Regions from separate parts of the Homo sapiens genome. Here region 2 is linked to region 1. A link is an interaction called in ENCODE POLR2A ChIA-PET data of the cell type or tissue named here. Cell type or tissue: MCF 10A. All regions are shown on one strand.

Region 1 (8,000 bases):
TAATCTGACCAGGCCCCAGTCAGCCTGAGTAGTGACAGCAACGGTCCCCACCCTTCTCCCGTGCCCCAGGGTGCTGGGCCAATTGTAGGAACACAGCTGTCTACAGCAGCTGTGACAGCTGCTTCTTCCAACCAGGGCCACGCTGGGAAATGAAGAAGAGCTGGACTACCCCAGGGATCCCAGGGCACCCCCAAAGGGCAATGCGGGGTCTGCAAGGAATGTTCCTAGGTAGCTGCAGCCTGTGGCAGGGCCACCCTGAGCAAGTCTGGCTGTGCCTCAGAACTGTATCCAGTTTCTGCCCTACTTTCCCTCTTGTTCTCTAGTAGCCACAACAATCCTGCACAAGTACTGTTCAGCTCCATGCCCCAGGGCTAAATGCAACACCAGGGCCCCTGCTCCTTTCAACTACCATTTACCCTCATCATGCATCACCACAGTGAACAGTTCACCCCTGTGTAAGGCACACACACGCCGGGAAGATCCAAGTACAGTGCCCACTGGAACAGGTCCTGAAGCTGACCTTACTGCAAGTTCAGGGAGGGAGGGCTTTCTTTTGTAACACAAAAATAAAAACAAAAATCAGGAACTTATCCCTCATATAGGGAGACTTAACTAAGATCAACTTGCTGCTCTCCATAGGTCCATGGGAGGCATGAATTAACTGGAACCCATGACCGGAAAGCCAGAGGCAGAGCTTTCAGCACATCTGAATCTGCAGTGTATCAAGTTAAAATAGTCTTGCCAACTAGGGGATCTGCCTTCCCTGTGTGCCCCTTGTATTCCTATAGGGGGAATGAATTGACAATCACCAGATACTCTGCTACAGTCATATAAAAGCTTTAAGGTGTACCACTTTCATAAAAGGATGCATTGCCATAGGAATACAAGAGGGTGCTATAATAAACCCTTGACCTAGCTTTCTCCAAGTCACCAATTAAAGGAGCCACTTTAAATTCTTTGCTGTGGCTTATTCTTAGAGCCATTTAAAAAGTGCTTATCAGAGGCAAAATGTCTACTCTCCAGGCCTGGGTCTCTACAAGTAGCTTAAATGCACAGAGTTATCTGAGCCCCAACCCATAGACTGAGTTCAGCTGTGAAGAGCTACGGGAATCCTCACGCTTAGTAACATAGCAAGGGGGAAAGAGAGCTGTTACAAAGATTTAGCCTTGGAATCCCTTTGGCTGTTCCCAACAGAAGACAGAAGATGTGCCACTAAGAACTGAGCAAGCAAATGAATGGCCACTCATCTAGAAAGCCATTGGTGTTGGATGCATGCCGGAGTGTATGCAGGAGACAGAATTTGGCTAAAGTGGTGCATGATGAGGGTAAAATGCAGCAGGGATTATCTGAACCGTGTGGGAGCCAGGGAGCTCTCAGACCGTGGCAGGGAAACCCTCTGCCTCCCCCGTGATGTAATACTTTTGCAAGGAATGCGATGAAGTAGAGCCCGCAGTGGCCAAGTGGCTTTGGTCCGTCTCCTCCACGGATGCCCCTCCACGGCTAGTGGGCGCATGTAGGCGGTGGGCGTCCAGCATCTCCAGCAGCAGGTCATAGAGGGGCACCACGTTCTTGCACTTCATGCTGTACAGATGCTCCATGCCTTTGTTACTGTAGGTGGGAAGACACAGAAAGGACTACTTTAGAGCCAACCCGAGCCCCAGGAGTGCTGAAATCCCTAGAAGGGGAAGGAAGAGGAACTCCAAAGACACTTAGCAATCTTTCTTTCTTCCTGTTTAAAGACCCACTTTAGGATGGGAGCTGGGAAAGCTGAGGGCTTTCAGAAGCCCTAATCTGGAACTCATGGCCGTGTGTTTTTCATTTTCCACCTCCTACCAGGGCGGTCCCACCCTCACACTCTCCCTGCAGCCACTTTCAGGGTATTTGCTATGCAGGTGACTTCCATGGACCTCCGTGGCCTCAAATGAGATCCTATTCCCCTCCAATAGGACCTAAATGCATTCAAATAGGATCGCCAAAGCTTCTAAAAAGACAACATGAGATATTCAGCCAAGCAGGAGTGGGTATTTTAAATGAGTAAAGCAGTTCAAGACGCTCCATTGTTAAATCTCTCACGTCACTTCCCATTTAACTCAGAATACGATCTAAATGCCTTTCCATGTTCAACAAGGCCCAACTGGTCCAGCTTCCATCCATGTCTCCAAGCTCTTCCTGCCTCTCTCCCCTAATGTGCTCTCCGGAGCCACACTGATTTTTGTGCTGCCCTTAAAGGAACTAAGCTCCCCCAAGACTTAGGGGACCTACACTTGCTGTTCCTACTTGCTGGGATGAACCTTCCTCCGGTCTTCAAATGCCGCCTCCTCGGAAAGGCCTACCGCTACCCAGTGGCAGCAGCCTCAAGCCTCTGCAGGCTCAGCCTTCCTCTTTCACACCGTTCTGTTTTTCTCAGCACTCTTATCACTGCCTGAAATTCTCCTTTTTATTTATTTGTGTTTATTCTCCCGCCTCCAAACACACACGTGCACACACTCACACCCTCAGTGCGAATTCCTAGAGAAGCAGGCTTTATCCTGTCCCCTGCTAGGCCTAAAACAGTGCCCAGAGCTCAGTTCACGTTCAGGAAAACAAGGGGGGAAATGGGCAGCGGGAAATGGGCAGAGGGAAATGTAGGCAAATGGCATTCTCCTTTCCCTACTCTCCTCCTCTGCTCTCCTCCACTAGCCACAACTCTGCTGCCCCACCACACTACTGGTGGCGGGGGTGGGGAGGAGAACAACTATTATCTAGTTTGAAATTTCTTTTAAAAGAAATATGTATCATGAGTAGCAGGACCAAGAGAAGGTCTTAGAAAAATTTGCATTTTTAGTAGGGGAAAATTCAGCTCAAGTTGGAGACTTGCCATGAAAACACAACATCAAAGCTATTCAGGGCCTACAGCATGATCTAAATTACTTGTTTAAGTGTTACTTTTTTTTTTTTTCATTTAAAATGCTATAAAAGTTAAATGCCCCCTGGATCTGCCACTGTGTTCCTTGTGCAACCTGATGATTCACGTTTACAGTCAGATGAAATCTGATATTAAATTCTCTGAGTAGCAACATATGGCTGGGGCCAAGCTTACTTAACAAAATAGACTTCTGCGATTTAGATTGGCTTAGTGAGGAACCAAAATATTATTATTATTACAATTGTGTGTGTGTGTATGTGTGTGTGTGTGTCAGAGAGAGAGAGAGAAAGAGAGAGAGAGAGAAAGAGAAGCAACCTCTCCAGCTTTTCACACGATTCCAACAGAAACTCTACAGAGCTTTCTCCCTGCTGCTGCCCTCTGCCAGACGTGGCCAGTAAAATCAGCCAGGGTTGTATATTTAGTGCAAATTTACTTAGTATTAACTAATTAGGCTTGCTAATGCTGACAAGCAGTTAATGGATTTGAAAATTCAGCAATTCCTTTCAACAAATAAAAACACCCAACTGCAATGCATTGAATCTACAACATCACCGAAATTCCCAGCTCAGAGTCAAAGCTAATATGTTTTCCTCCAGGGTAAGGTTATTCTCTCAGCCAGGGATTTTGGCATCTAATCCACTCATGGCTTCCCTCTCTATAATACTCATCAAAAGAAAAAGACAGGGGAGACTGGAAATGTATACTCTGAATGCAGTCACCTACTCTACCTGACAGACGTGATTCCTTCATCTGTTACACAGGAATCCTTGGGGAACCCTGAGAACAGAGATTGCAATCACCTTCTTACCAAGTAGAAGCCGAATTCACAGGGCAGGGAAAAGCCTGCCATGAGCCATTTGTTCATCCATTCATTCCCTCATTTCTTTGTTCACTCACTCAGTAGTAATGTTGGGGGCATATACCATATGTAAGTCTTCACATATGGCACTGTGAGGGATACAAAGAAAATGAGATACATCTATTTTCCCAGGAGCTAATAATTTTTAAAGGTTGTCTCCGGAAAGGGTGGTGCCTGGGAGTTTAATGGAGCAAACTTCTTACCATTTGAATCACGGTCTAAGGATTTGAAGGTCCCTTAAAAATGATCGAATCCAACCTCCTTAAGACATCATAGGCCTTCCCTCATAGCCACTAAGAGAAGGAATCTCTTTCATTCCTAGGGTCCTGGTGTAAGCCCAAGGTCATGTAGGCTTCATCACCCATGAGTACCTGTCCTTTTAGTGATACCACTTGACATCGTCATTGTGGCTTCATCACCCATTGGCACCTGTCCTTCTAGTGTCATCACTTTGAATCATTGTTGTGGTCCTGCTGGAGTCTGCAATAAATAACCCAGCAGTCTCCCCATCTCTTCCCTGCAGATGAGGTCTACTTATGGGAATGGTATCCACTAAGCTTTTGGCTAGCCAAATTACAGGACAATGGAATGGAAATGAGACCACTTTCACCTTTTGGCATAGAAAGACTCTATTTTGTCTGCTGATGTCCTTCCTTAGCTCTTACAGAAAACATTTGTTGAGTATTTACTATGTGCTCTACATCATGCTAGGTGATATTGGGTAAGCAAGCCATATTGCAATGATGGCTCACAGAGTTGTCAGTCTAAATGGGCAGAAAAATAGTAAAATGGGCAGTAACCATAGGGAAGAACAGAGTGTAAGTTCCAACTAGGTCTTAAGGATTAGGAGATGCTTCCTGCAAGGAGTGAGATCTGAGCTATGATAGGTTAGATTATTGCTCAGAAATAGTCATGACCCCGGCAACATGTCCCTCTTTGACTCTGGACACCCCACATGCTTGCTTGGCCAATGAAATGTCAGTGGACATGAGTGAAAGAAAAGAGTAAAATGCACTTGCCCAAACAGGATCACTTTCTCATGCCTCTGCCATTGCGATGAGAACATGTCCCAGCTAACATGTGGGTACAAGGAGGATAGGAGACATGAGGCATAGAGCAGAGTCACCCTGGCCTCAGGCAGCTGCCTCCCAGATGTGTGAGTGAGCCCAGCTGAGGTCAGGAGGGCTGACCGCCAATCTGCAGCCTGAAGAAGAACCTCCCCCCGATGACTCATCCAACAGTCAGCTATTATGGCTAGAGCTCAGACATGAGGAAGTCCTTGTAAGCTAAGTAAGGGCTGAATCATAAGGAGTAATAAAAACAAAGTGAAAGGGTTTATATTTTATCTAAAAGCAATGAGAACTTAAGGGTTTTAAGCAGGAGGATGACATCAGATTTGGTTCTAGAATGATCACTCTGGACACATCATGGAGAATGATCTAGAAAGGATCTAGATTACAGGCAGGGATACACATCCAGTGACTGGCACAGAAGTCCAACAGAAAATGATGGTGGCTTAGACTAGGGTAATGGCAATGGGGGTGACAAGAAGGGGTTCAACAGGTATGAAGGAGTCAACATTGACTCTCCGTGAGGCATCTGGCCCCAGGGTCTCTCATTTAGAATATCCGAGTGTACACAGGGACCATAACAGATGTACCCAGTGTCTTCAGGGGATGTGTACATTCACTGACTTCTCTTGATTGGCCCCCTCCTCCTATTTGCACACTGCACCCAATCTCTAAACCACTGCCCCAAAGCACATGCTTTAAACCAAGCGTAAGTATCGCTTCCTCTATGCCTTCTCTGACACTTGCCCTGTGACCCTCGCAGATTTAAAACCTCTCTCTTCTGTCCTCCTATAGCATTTATGCTTATTCTATGCCAGGAACTGTCACAAGTGCACTCTCCATATGCAGGCACCAGTCCTTCCCGGCCAGCTGTCACATAGGTTTGGGGGCATGTTTTCTTTATGTCTCTCCTGTAGGAAGCCCACAGATGCCTCACCTCATGTGCCTGATGTGGGAGAGGATGAGGAGGAGCTGGGCCAGCCGCTGGTGCTGCTGCTGCAGGGTCAGGCCTGCCTTGGCCATCAGGTGGATCAAAGTGTCTGTGATCTTGTCCAGGACTCGGTGGATATGGTCCTTCTCTTCCAGAGACTTCAGGGTGCTGGACAGAAATGTGTACACTCCTGAATGCGCAGAGAGAGAGTGAGAGAGAGAAGCTCAAAGAGGATGAGGTCTAGGAGACCCAGAGTGTTCATGGGATGTAACAATGAGCCAGTGCCCTTCCTCAGCACAGTAGTCTAGCAATGGGGATGCTCTGGACCCATTTAAAACCGGGTTACAGTGTAAAATTCCTAATGCATTTGCAAGTCTCAGAGCACCAGCAAACCAAGGAGGGCTCCTTTGTATGAGCCATGACCCAGAAAGGGGCTGTTAGCCTTGGGGCCTGTCATGGTAACATGGGCCACCTTTTCTCAGACAGGTCTGACACCATCATGAATTGTCCATGTAATGTAATTGACCATGTAACTGACAACCCTGTGAGCAGCCACTGTTGTTCCTTTTCACATCAAGAAACAAAAAGGCAGAGAAAGTCACTAACCTGCTAGGGAACTCGGATAGTAGGTAGGCAGAGCTTAGATGAAACCCAATCTGCTGACTCCACATGTGGTAATGATAAAGGAGACGCTCTCTCGGGAGACGTGTGAAACTCGTGGTGAGATTCAGAGACAGAGAGTGATGAGCGATTGGCTAAGTGACTGGAAGGTGATTTTTCCAGGTAGGATTTCTGTTTTAGATCAAGTTTGAAGTCTAAGCACTTTTAAGCCTCAGCAGAAAAGTTTATGATGTGGATGGGGATAGGCCACTTGAAAACCGCTGTTTTTTACGGCCACATAAGTTTTTCCTCTCTCGCCTATTTTCTGAAATAGATCCTGCTGTCTGGGCCCCACAGATAGATCCAGGACAGAAAGTGAGACCATCACAGTGCCTGGTGCCTCTGGACAGCCTCAAGCCAGAAAATAAGAGCCTATTTCTGAGATTGTATATGAGGTTGTGAGACAAAAGTTTTTTCTTCTCGCATTGCTAAACTGAGAGGATGAGAATACGAGGCTCTGAATGGCCCTCTTCCCAGCACATGGAACTCCTGTCTGCAGAAAGGAAACTACTGACAACAAGGAGAGGTGATAGTGTGGGGGGGTGAGAGAGAGAGAGAGAAAGAGAGAGAGAGAGAGAGAGAGATCCAGGTAGTAGGTAGTAGTCACAAGGTCTTAGTTTTTTTTTTTTGTTTTTTTTTTGAGACAGAGTCTCACTCTGCCGCCCAGGCTGGAGTGCAGTGGCACATCTCAACTCACTGCAACCTCTGCCTCCCAGGTTTAAACAGTTCTCTGCCTCAGCCTCCCAAGTAGCTGGGAATACACGAGCCTGCCACCACACCCGGCTAATTTTTGTGTTTTTAGTAGAGATGGGGTTTCGCCATCTTGGGCAGGCTGGTCTTGAACTCCTGACCTTGTGACCCACCTGCCTCGGCCTCCCAAAATGCTGGGATGATAGGCGTGAGCCACCACACCCCACCAAGGTCTTCGTTCTTACATTTTTTTCACTTGACCTTTGAGCTTTCATATATCCTTCCTAACACACGTATCAGTGAATCCCCTTTTTGCTTAAGATAGTGTGAGTTGGATTTCTGTCGCTTATAACTGAAAAAATTCTATTACAAGAAGTTGAGACCTCAACCCAAGGACAGGAAGAAAATGAGTGACCGTGAAGTAAGAAGTATTGAGAACAAGAGATGGGCAGGATGGAACAGGCTTTTTTGGGACTACAAGGATGCATTTTCTAACACTGCAGCAATAAGCTCCATCCTGCCTAATCACAGCGCCTTGCAGGGAGGAGATGACAGTATTTTTGTTTTCCAGATTATGTGTATTTATAGTAACACTTTTTGGTCATACCACTATTCAGCCCACTGACCATCTCACAAACAAATTCCTTCTCCTCCCCTCTCCCCTTCCTCATCAGCACCTTCAAGAGCTAAAGGCTCCCAAGTTTATCAATCCCTGACTTTATGCGGATAACATGGTGACAAGTTACTGCTCACGTAGCAGTTTGTAGGTCGGGTATGGGAGAAACATCTACACAGAGGAACTCATAGTAAACAGAGTTGTAACTGCCCAGAATGGAAAATGGCTAAGGTTTAAAACTAACGTAACAATAACAACAAACCAGAATG
Region 2 (8,000 bases), 70 kb after region 1:
TTCCGTGTTTAGTGCTTCCTTCAGGAGCTCTTGTAGGGCAGGCCTGGTGGTGACAAAATCTCTCAGCATTTGCTTGTCTGTAAAGTATTTTATTTCTCCTTCACTTATGAAGCTTAGTTTGGCTGGATATGAGATTCTGGGTTGAAAATTCTTTTCTTTAAGAATGTGTAATATCGGCCCCCACTCTCTTCTGGCTTGTAGAGTTTCTGCCAAGAGATCCGCTGTTAGTCTGATGGGCTTCCCTTTGTGGGTAACCCAATCTTTCTCTCTGGCTGCCCTTAACATTTTTTCCTTCATTTCAACTTTGGTGAATCTGTCAATTATGTGTCTTGGAGTTGCTCTTCTCAAGGAGTATCTTTGTGGTGTTCTCTGTATTTCCTGAATGTGAATGTTGGCCTGCCTTGCTAGATTGGGGAAGTTCTCCTGGATAATATCCTGCAGAGTGTTTTCCAACTTGGTTCCATTCTCCCCATCACTTTCAGGTACACCAATCAGACGTAGATTTGGTCTTTTCACATAGTCCCATATTTCTTGGAGGCTTTGTTCATTTCTTTTTATTCTTCTTTCTCTAAACTTCTCTTCTCACTTCATTTCATTCATTTGATCTTCCATCACTGATAACCTTTCTTCCAGTTGATTGAATCAGCTACTGAAGCTTGTGCATTCGTCACATAGTTCTTGTGCCTTGGTTGTCAGCTCCATCAGGTCCTTTAAGGACTTCTGTGCATTGGTTATTCTAGGTAGCCATTCGTCTAATCTTTTTTCAAGGTTTTTAACTTCTTTGCCGTGGGTTCGAACTTCCTCCTTTAGTTCAGAAAATTTTCATCGTCTGAAGCCTTCTTTTCTCAATTAGTCAAAGTCATTCTCCATCCAGCTTTGTTCCGTTGCTGGTGAGGAGCTGCGTTCCTTTGGAGGAGGAGAGGTGCTCTGATTTTTAGAACTTTCTGTTTTTCTACTCTGTTTTTTCCCCATCTTTGTGGATTTATCTACCTTTGGTCTTTGATGATGGTGACGTACAGATGGGATTTTGGTGTGGATGTCCTTTCTGTTTGTTAGTTTTCCTTCTAACAGTCAGGACCCTCAGCTGCAGGTCTGTCAGAGTTTGCTGGAGGTCCACTCCAGACCCTGTTTGCCTGGGTATCAGCAGCGGAGGCTGCAGAACAGCGGATATTGGTGAACAGCAAATGTTGCTGCCTGATCGTTCCTCTGGAGGTTTTGTCTCAGAGGAGTACCCGGCCATGTGAGGTGTCAGTCTGCCCCTACTGGGGTGTGCCCAGTTAGGCTACTCGGGGGTCAGGGACCCACTTGAGGAGGCAGTCTGCCCGTTCTCAGATCTCAAGCTGCATGCTGGGAGAACCACTACTGTCTTCAAAGCTGTCAGACAGGGACATTTCAGTCTGCAGAGGTTTCTGCTGCCTTCTGTTTGGCTATGCCCTGCCCCCAGAGGTGGAGTCTACAGAGACAGGCAGGCCTCCTTGAGCTGCGGTGGGCTCCACCCAGTTCCAGCTTCCCAGCCACTTTGTTTACCTACTCAAGCCTCAGCAATGGCAGGCGCCCGTCCCCTAGCCTCGCTTGCACCTTGCAGTTTGATCTCAGACTGCTGTGCTAGCAATGAGCGAGGCTCTGTGGGTGTAGGACCCTCTGAGCCAGGCACAGGATATAATCTCCTGGTGTGCCGTTTGCTAAGACCATCGGAAAAGCCCAGTATTAGGGTGGGAGTGACCCGATTTTCCAGGTGCCGTCTGTCACCCCTTTCCTTGGCTAGGAAAGGGAATTCCCTGACCCCTTGCACTTCCCAGGTGAGGCGATGCCTCGCTCTGCTTCGGCTCATGCTTGGTGCGCTGCACCCACTGTCCTGCACCCACTGTCCAATAGTCCCCAGTGAGATGAACCTGGTACCTCATTTGGAAATGCAAAAATCATTTGTCTTCTGCATCACTCATGCTGGGAGCTGCAGACTGGAGCTGTTCCTATTCTGCCATCTTGGAACCGCCCCCTATTTATTTTTTTTTGAGACAAAGTCTCACTCTGTCGCCAAGGCTGGAGTGCAATGGCGTGATCTTGGCTCACTGCAAGCTCTGCCTCCCGGATTCAGGCCATTCTCCTGCCTCAGCCTCCCGAGTAGCTGGGACTACAGGTGCCTGCCACCACACCTGGCTATATTTTTTGTATTTTTAGTAGAGACGGGGTTTCACCATGTTATCCAGGATGGTCTCAATCTGCTAACCTTATGATCTACCCGCCTCGGCCTCCCAAAGTGCTGGGATTACAGGCATGAGCCACCGCACCCGCCCCCAAACAAATATTTAAAACTATAAATCAAGAGAATCAAGAAGTCTGATTTGAGTCTACATATTCAAAAGACATTCTATGTACCTAGGAAAACGGACCTAAAATGTTCAATGCAGAGACATATCTTAATAAAAGTATTGCAATTTATGTTTATATTTAAAAATTCAACATTCAGACAAAAAGTCCAAATCACTAATGAGGGAAAGAAAATCAGACTGGCATCCAGCTTCTTGTGAGCAACATTTTATACTACAAAATAATGAAGCAATCACTTAAAAATACTTGAGAAAAAATGTAAGCCAGAGATTTTGTATGCAGCCAAATTTCTCAGCATAAAGTCCAGAGAAAAATAATTATAAACATTTTTAAACCAAAGAAAAAAGAGTTATCATGAGCTCTTCCTGAAAATAAACAGTAAAAAAGCTCCAGACAACCAAAAACGATTAGAGAATCATCAGCATATAATCTGAAGGTGGACATTAAATATCTTAATAATAGAGCTAATATCAAAAAATGGGGTTGGGGCTAAAGAAATGTGCATATAAGTATTATAACTTCTAATAATGTAGAAAAATATAAGTAATAAAAATAAGATGAGAGGCTGGGTGCGGTGGCTTACACCTGTAATCCCAGCACTGTGGGAGACTGATGGGGTGGATCACTTGAGGTCAGGAATTCGTGACCAGCCTGGCCAACATGGGGAAACCCTGTCTCTACTAAAAATACAAAATTAGCCAGGTGGGGTGGCTGATGCCTGTAATCCCAGGTACTTGGGAGGCTGAGGCAGGAGAATCGCTGGAACCCGGGAGGCAGAAGTTGCAGTGAGCCGAGATCGTGCCATTGCACTCCAACCTGGGCAACAAGAGCGAAACTCCACCTCAAAAAAAAAAAAAGAGAAAAGAATAGCCATGGAAGTTATTATTAGCTTACAATTACCTCATAGGTATGTGCTGGAAGTAAATTGATATCATTTGATTTTGACAAACCAAGTAATAGAGGCTTAAGTATAATTAATATTACAAAGTTTAACACTGCGTTATTACTAGTGACTAGGACTGGAGAGTGCTCAGGAATTAAGTTACTAGCTAATTTTACTACTGCTCATAGTAGAAAATGAATGCTTTATAAAGGAAGAGTTGACTAAGTATGCATAAATCTAACAACCAGAACAAAAATACAAAATACCTGAAAGCAAAATAAATTCAATAAATCAATAAATAGTAAATAAAGAAGACAATTTAATATATAATAAATATAAAATAATAGAACAGATCTTGAATTAAACTGTGTTGGTATCAATAAATATGTATTTGTGTAACTCATCTATTAAAAGTATTCTCAGATTGACTAATAAGTAAAATCCGATTGTAGACTATGTAAAATAGAAACTGAAAGCAAAGCTCTTCTTGTGTTTAAAATAAAGATAGAAGAAAGATATATTAAACAAGTGAAAACAAAAAGGAATCAAGAGTCATGATCTTGATATTAGATAGGGTAAAATTCAATCCTTCCAAAATATTAAATAAATCAATAGCTTTTTAACACAAAAGCCATAAGGCATAATAAAGAGAAAGCAAACATAAATACTTATGCAGCAGATAATGGATCATTAGTTTTCATTAAGCAAAAATTATAAGAAGATAAATAGACATGGGCATAGCTAATATTTTACCTTCTATCTTTATAAGGGTAAATAAACCTTCATTTCAAGTATACATGGAACATTTTTGAAAGCTGAAATTATATTAGACCACAAAAATATTCAGTAATAATTGTAATACAAGCAGTATTCTCTGATCCCAAGGCCAAAAGTATTTATAAACAGTAAAACAAAAAACAAAACAAAATGCCCATCCAACCTGGAAATTAAACTGTCTATTAAACAACTCTTGAATGAGAGACAAAATAAAACATGAAATTGCTGAATTTTTAGGAAATAATAATAATGAAAGTAAGATATATTAGAATCTATGGGGCCCAGCGAAAACTGATGCTTTGAGAAAATTCTGAGCATCAGTTACCTATATCATGAAATGAAAATAAATTAAGTATCAACTCAAAAAGCTAGAAAATGAACTAAAACATTAACTGATAGCAGAATGAAGGATTTAATAAAGCTAAAGGCATAACTTAATGAGTTAGAAAGCAGAAAACTAGTAGAACTAATAAAATAAACTTAAGCTAGTTCTTTGAGGAAAAAAATCAACAAAATAGAGGAACCACTAGCTGACCTAAGTTTCTAAAAGAAGCATAAATACACAAAATAAATTATACGGTCAAAGTAACCATCAAACCAGAGAAATTTTTTAAACATCATCAGAAATCATTTGTCCAACTCAATGTGAAAAATTGGAATACCAAGAAGAAATGGATAACTTTAACAGAAGATTTGATATACAATATCTGACTCCAGAAGGAATAGAAAGTCTAAGGAGACCAATTACTACAGAAGAAATAAAGTTTCCAGAGAGCTCACCTATTAAGAAGTCACCATGTCCAGGTGCTTTCAAAGGTAGAATTCTACCAATATTTTACATCTTAAAGATCAAATAATTCCAATTCTACTTACACCTTCCAGGACATAGGAAAAAAAAAAAGAAAAACTTCCAAACTATTTTTGTAATGGATGTTTAACACTGGTTAAAAAAAAAAAAAAAAGCGTGATGAAGACTACACACAAAGCACAAATTTGACACCAAACTTTCTTATGAATTTTGATGCAATAATGACAATAACCTTCATTCCTATTAAAAGTACTTAATAATTCAGAAATTCCTATAAACTTTGTAACATGAATGAATATTCAAGAATAAGGAAATGGTGCCTATGACTGCTACTATTTTTAGAAGACATTATAGGTGTCATCCAATGCCACTAGCTAAGAAAAAATCTTTTAGACACTTTGGAATAGAAAGGAAAAGGTATAACAATCTCTATTTGCAGACAATATGATTGTATACTAGGAAACCCCATGGACTTTCTAGTATATTTATATATGTATTTATATGTGTATAAACATACATATAATGTGTATATATGTGTATATGTACACATATATGTATATTTATAGATACATACATATGTATATTTATAGATACACATATAAATACATATATAAATACAATACATGTATATATTATATAATATATTAAAATATATTTATGTATTATAACTATATATAATATATATTTTTATATACATATATATCTATATAAAATAGGTATAATATTTTTTAACCCTGCACGTGGCATCCAATAGGCACAAATATAAAAATTTGTGCAAAATACACATAAGGATACTTGAAAACACTTCTGAAAGACACAAAGAATATTTAACAAATGAAAAGGCACCCCTTGGTCTTAGATATGAAGACTTAATGTCATGGAGATATCAGTACTTCCTAAGCCAATTTATATTTTACATAATTTCAATAAAATTATCAATAAATTTACTTATAGAATTAAACAAGTTAATTCTAAAGGTCACATAGAAAAAGAAACAAGGAAGAATCCACAGTAAAACTCTGAAAAATCAAAGGGCAATATTTGGTGGGATAGCATGGCCAGAATTAAAACAATGTGCACCTTCTATAAACAAAGCTATGTGATATTGATCCATTAACAGATGAACAAATCTTGGTACAGAATTAACATATTAGAAAAAGACAAGACTACAGAGAAATTTACTGTGTAATTAAGGGTAGATCTCAAATCACTTGAGAAATACTGACTTTTTAATAAATGGTGTTGAGACAACTGAATATACATTTGGAAAAATATAAAAGCCATTCTTTATTGCATACTGTATATGAAGAGAAATTCCAAATTGACCCCTAACATGTAAGGGTAAAAATTACTAGAAGAAAATATAAGTGAATGCAATTATAACTTGGGGACACGGAAACTCTTTCTATGACCCCAACATATGTGACAGTGTTCCAGTAACATTTTATTTACAAAAATGTAAGGGAGTCGTATTTGGTAAGCAGGCTAAAGTATGCCAACCCCTGCTATGAGGCTAACTTCCATGTGCAGAAACACTGAGGATAGAGGAACAAGTTAAATGACACTGCAAGGAAGCAATCAGATATATCCAGACAGCTACAAAACAACTTACCTAGTCTCCACAGAAGCTGGAGAAAATAAATTAAGTGGAAATTGTTATAAATTCAAATAGACAGACATTAATGACCTAATGTCTAATATATGGAACTTGTTTGGACTCTAAATTGAATAAATCAACTATAAACAGACATTTTTGATGTAGAAAAGAACTGTTTTTTAGATGATATCACAGAATTATTATAAGTTTATTTGGTATGAGAATGGCATTGTGATTATCAAGAAATTTTTTTGTAAATGCCTACTGATGTATGATATTTAGGATTTGTCTTTAAAATGTTTTAGCCAAAAATAAACAAAGAAAAAGGACAAAATGAAATGAGATTAATGGATTAAGCAATGGGGCAAAATTTTAATAACTACTGAATTTGGATTATGGGCAGATGAGATTTCTTTGTATTATTCTCTCATTATTTCAGTTTGAAAAATTCATAATATTTTAGTTTAAAAAGTTCCCTTTGATGCTGTTGCTATCAAGAACTAGAGCCCCACTGTTTTCCTCACTGACAAATACCTCAAAGAGCTGGTTTATAGTTCCTTTTTTGTAATATTCCACCCCCATTTTCTCTTTTATAAATTATACTTAGATTTAACATATTATACTGCATTTTATTCCTCCTTCCTCTTTACTAAAAATGCTCCCTTTAGAAACAATGAGCTCCTGATGAACAAATCTTTAGTCTTTTTCTTCTTACTCCTGTCCATCTCTCTGGTATTTGGCCCAATTCACCATCCTTTTTCTTTTTCTCTCTTTTTTTTTTTTTTGAGACAGAGTTTCACTCTTGTTGCCCAGGCTGGAGTGCAATGGTGAGAACTTGGCTCACTGCAACCTCTGCCTCCCAGGTTCAAGTGATTCTCCTGCCTCAGCCTCCTGAGTAGCTGGGATTACAGGCATGCACCACCAAGCCCGGCTAATTTTTAATTTTTATTTTTAGTAGAGACAGGGTTTCTCCATGTTGGTCAGGTTGGTCTCGAACTCCCAACCTCAGGTGATCTGCCAGCCTCGGCCTCCCAAAGTGCTGAGATTACATGCGTAAGCCACTGCACCCGGCCCATCCTTTTTCTTTTGAAAGACACCCTTCCTTTGGAACAAGGAACTTTGTACCTCTACTTCTCAAAAAACTGCCTTAACCCCAGGCTGGGACTCTTTTTCTACCTAAAACCCTGAAAAGTCAGCCTTTTAAGAGGTCTTGACCTCAGGCCTTTGGATACCTTTTCTCTATTATCTTGTCTAGTCATCACATTCGTTCCACACTTTTAGCTACGGAGATGGCTCTCAAATTTTTTATCTTCAGCTCTGATGTCTCTTCTGAGCTCCAAATTTCTGCCTGGAATAACCTTCAGGATATCTTCCCTGCACTTTAAACCCAACATGTATGAGGAAAAACTCCTCGGAGTTGCTCAACATCTACCTCTCTCCTGTCTTCCTAATCTCCATCAATAGCATTGCCATCCTTTCAGTCGCCAATACCGCAAATCTGGAAATCTTCCTTTCCACACTCCAAGTCACACACACTCTGAATTAAGCATGCTCTCAGGTTCTGCTTTCCTCAGAGGCTAAGGTGGCTCAATCCACAGGCCCAACTG

Evidence for each region. ChIA-PET counts read pairs that join two places held together with the same protein. Peaks named below come from ENCODE experiments on the same cell type or tissue, not always from the same donor. Only the 100,000 strongest peaks of a DNase experiment are listed, where the experiment ranks them.
Region 2: POLR2A ChIA-PET joins it to region 1 with 8 read pairs; 2 of 35 experiments call an interaction of 5 or more read pairs at or near these places.

Annotation. Positions count from the first base shown.
Region 1 is chr6:152,092,340-152,100,339 of GRCh38, reverse strand. ESR1 (estrogen receptor 1) reads right to left here. Exons shown (of 8, transcript NM_000125.4): 7 at 5,772-5,955; 8 at 1-1,608. The coding sequence ends at 1,374. Among named protein-coding and RNA genes, the nearest start is that of SYNE1-AS1, 280 kb to the left of the region's middle. RefSeq lists enhancers at 1,239-1,740, 4,812-5,106, 4,832-5,126 and a silencer at 7,240-7,421. In MCF 10A, no CTCF peak of the experiment used is centred here; DNase peaks (open chromatin) are centred at 1,429, 3,039, 4,969 and 5,849.
Region 2 is chr6:152,022,156-152,030,155 of GRCh38, reverse strand. All of the region lies in intron 5 of ESR1 (estrogen receptor 1), which reads right to left. Among named protein-coding and RNA genes, the nearest start is that of ESR1, 220 kb to the right of the region's middle. In MCF 10A, no CTCF peak of the experiment used is centred here; no DNase peak of the experiment used is centred here.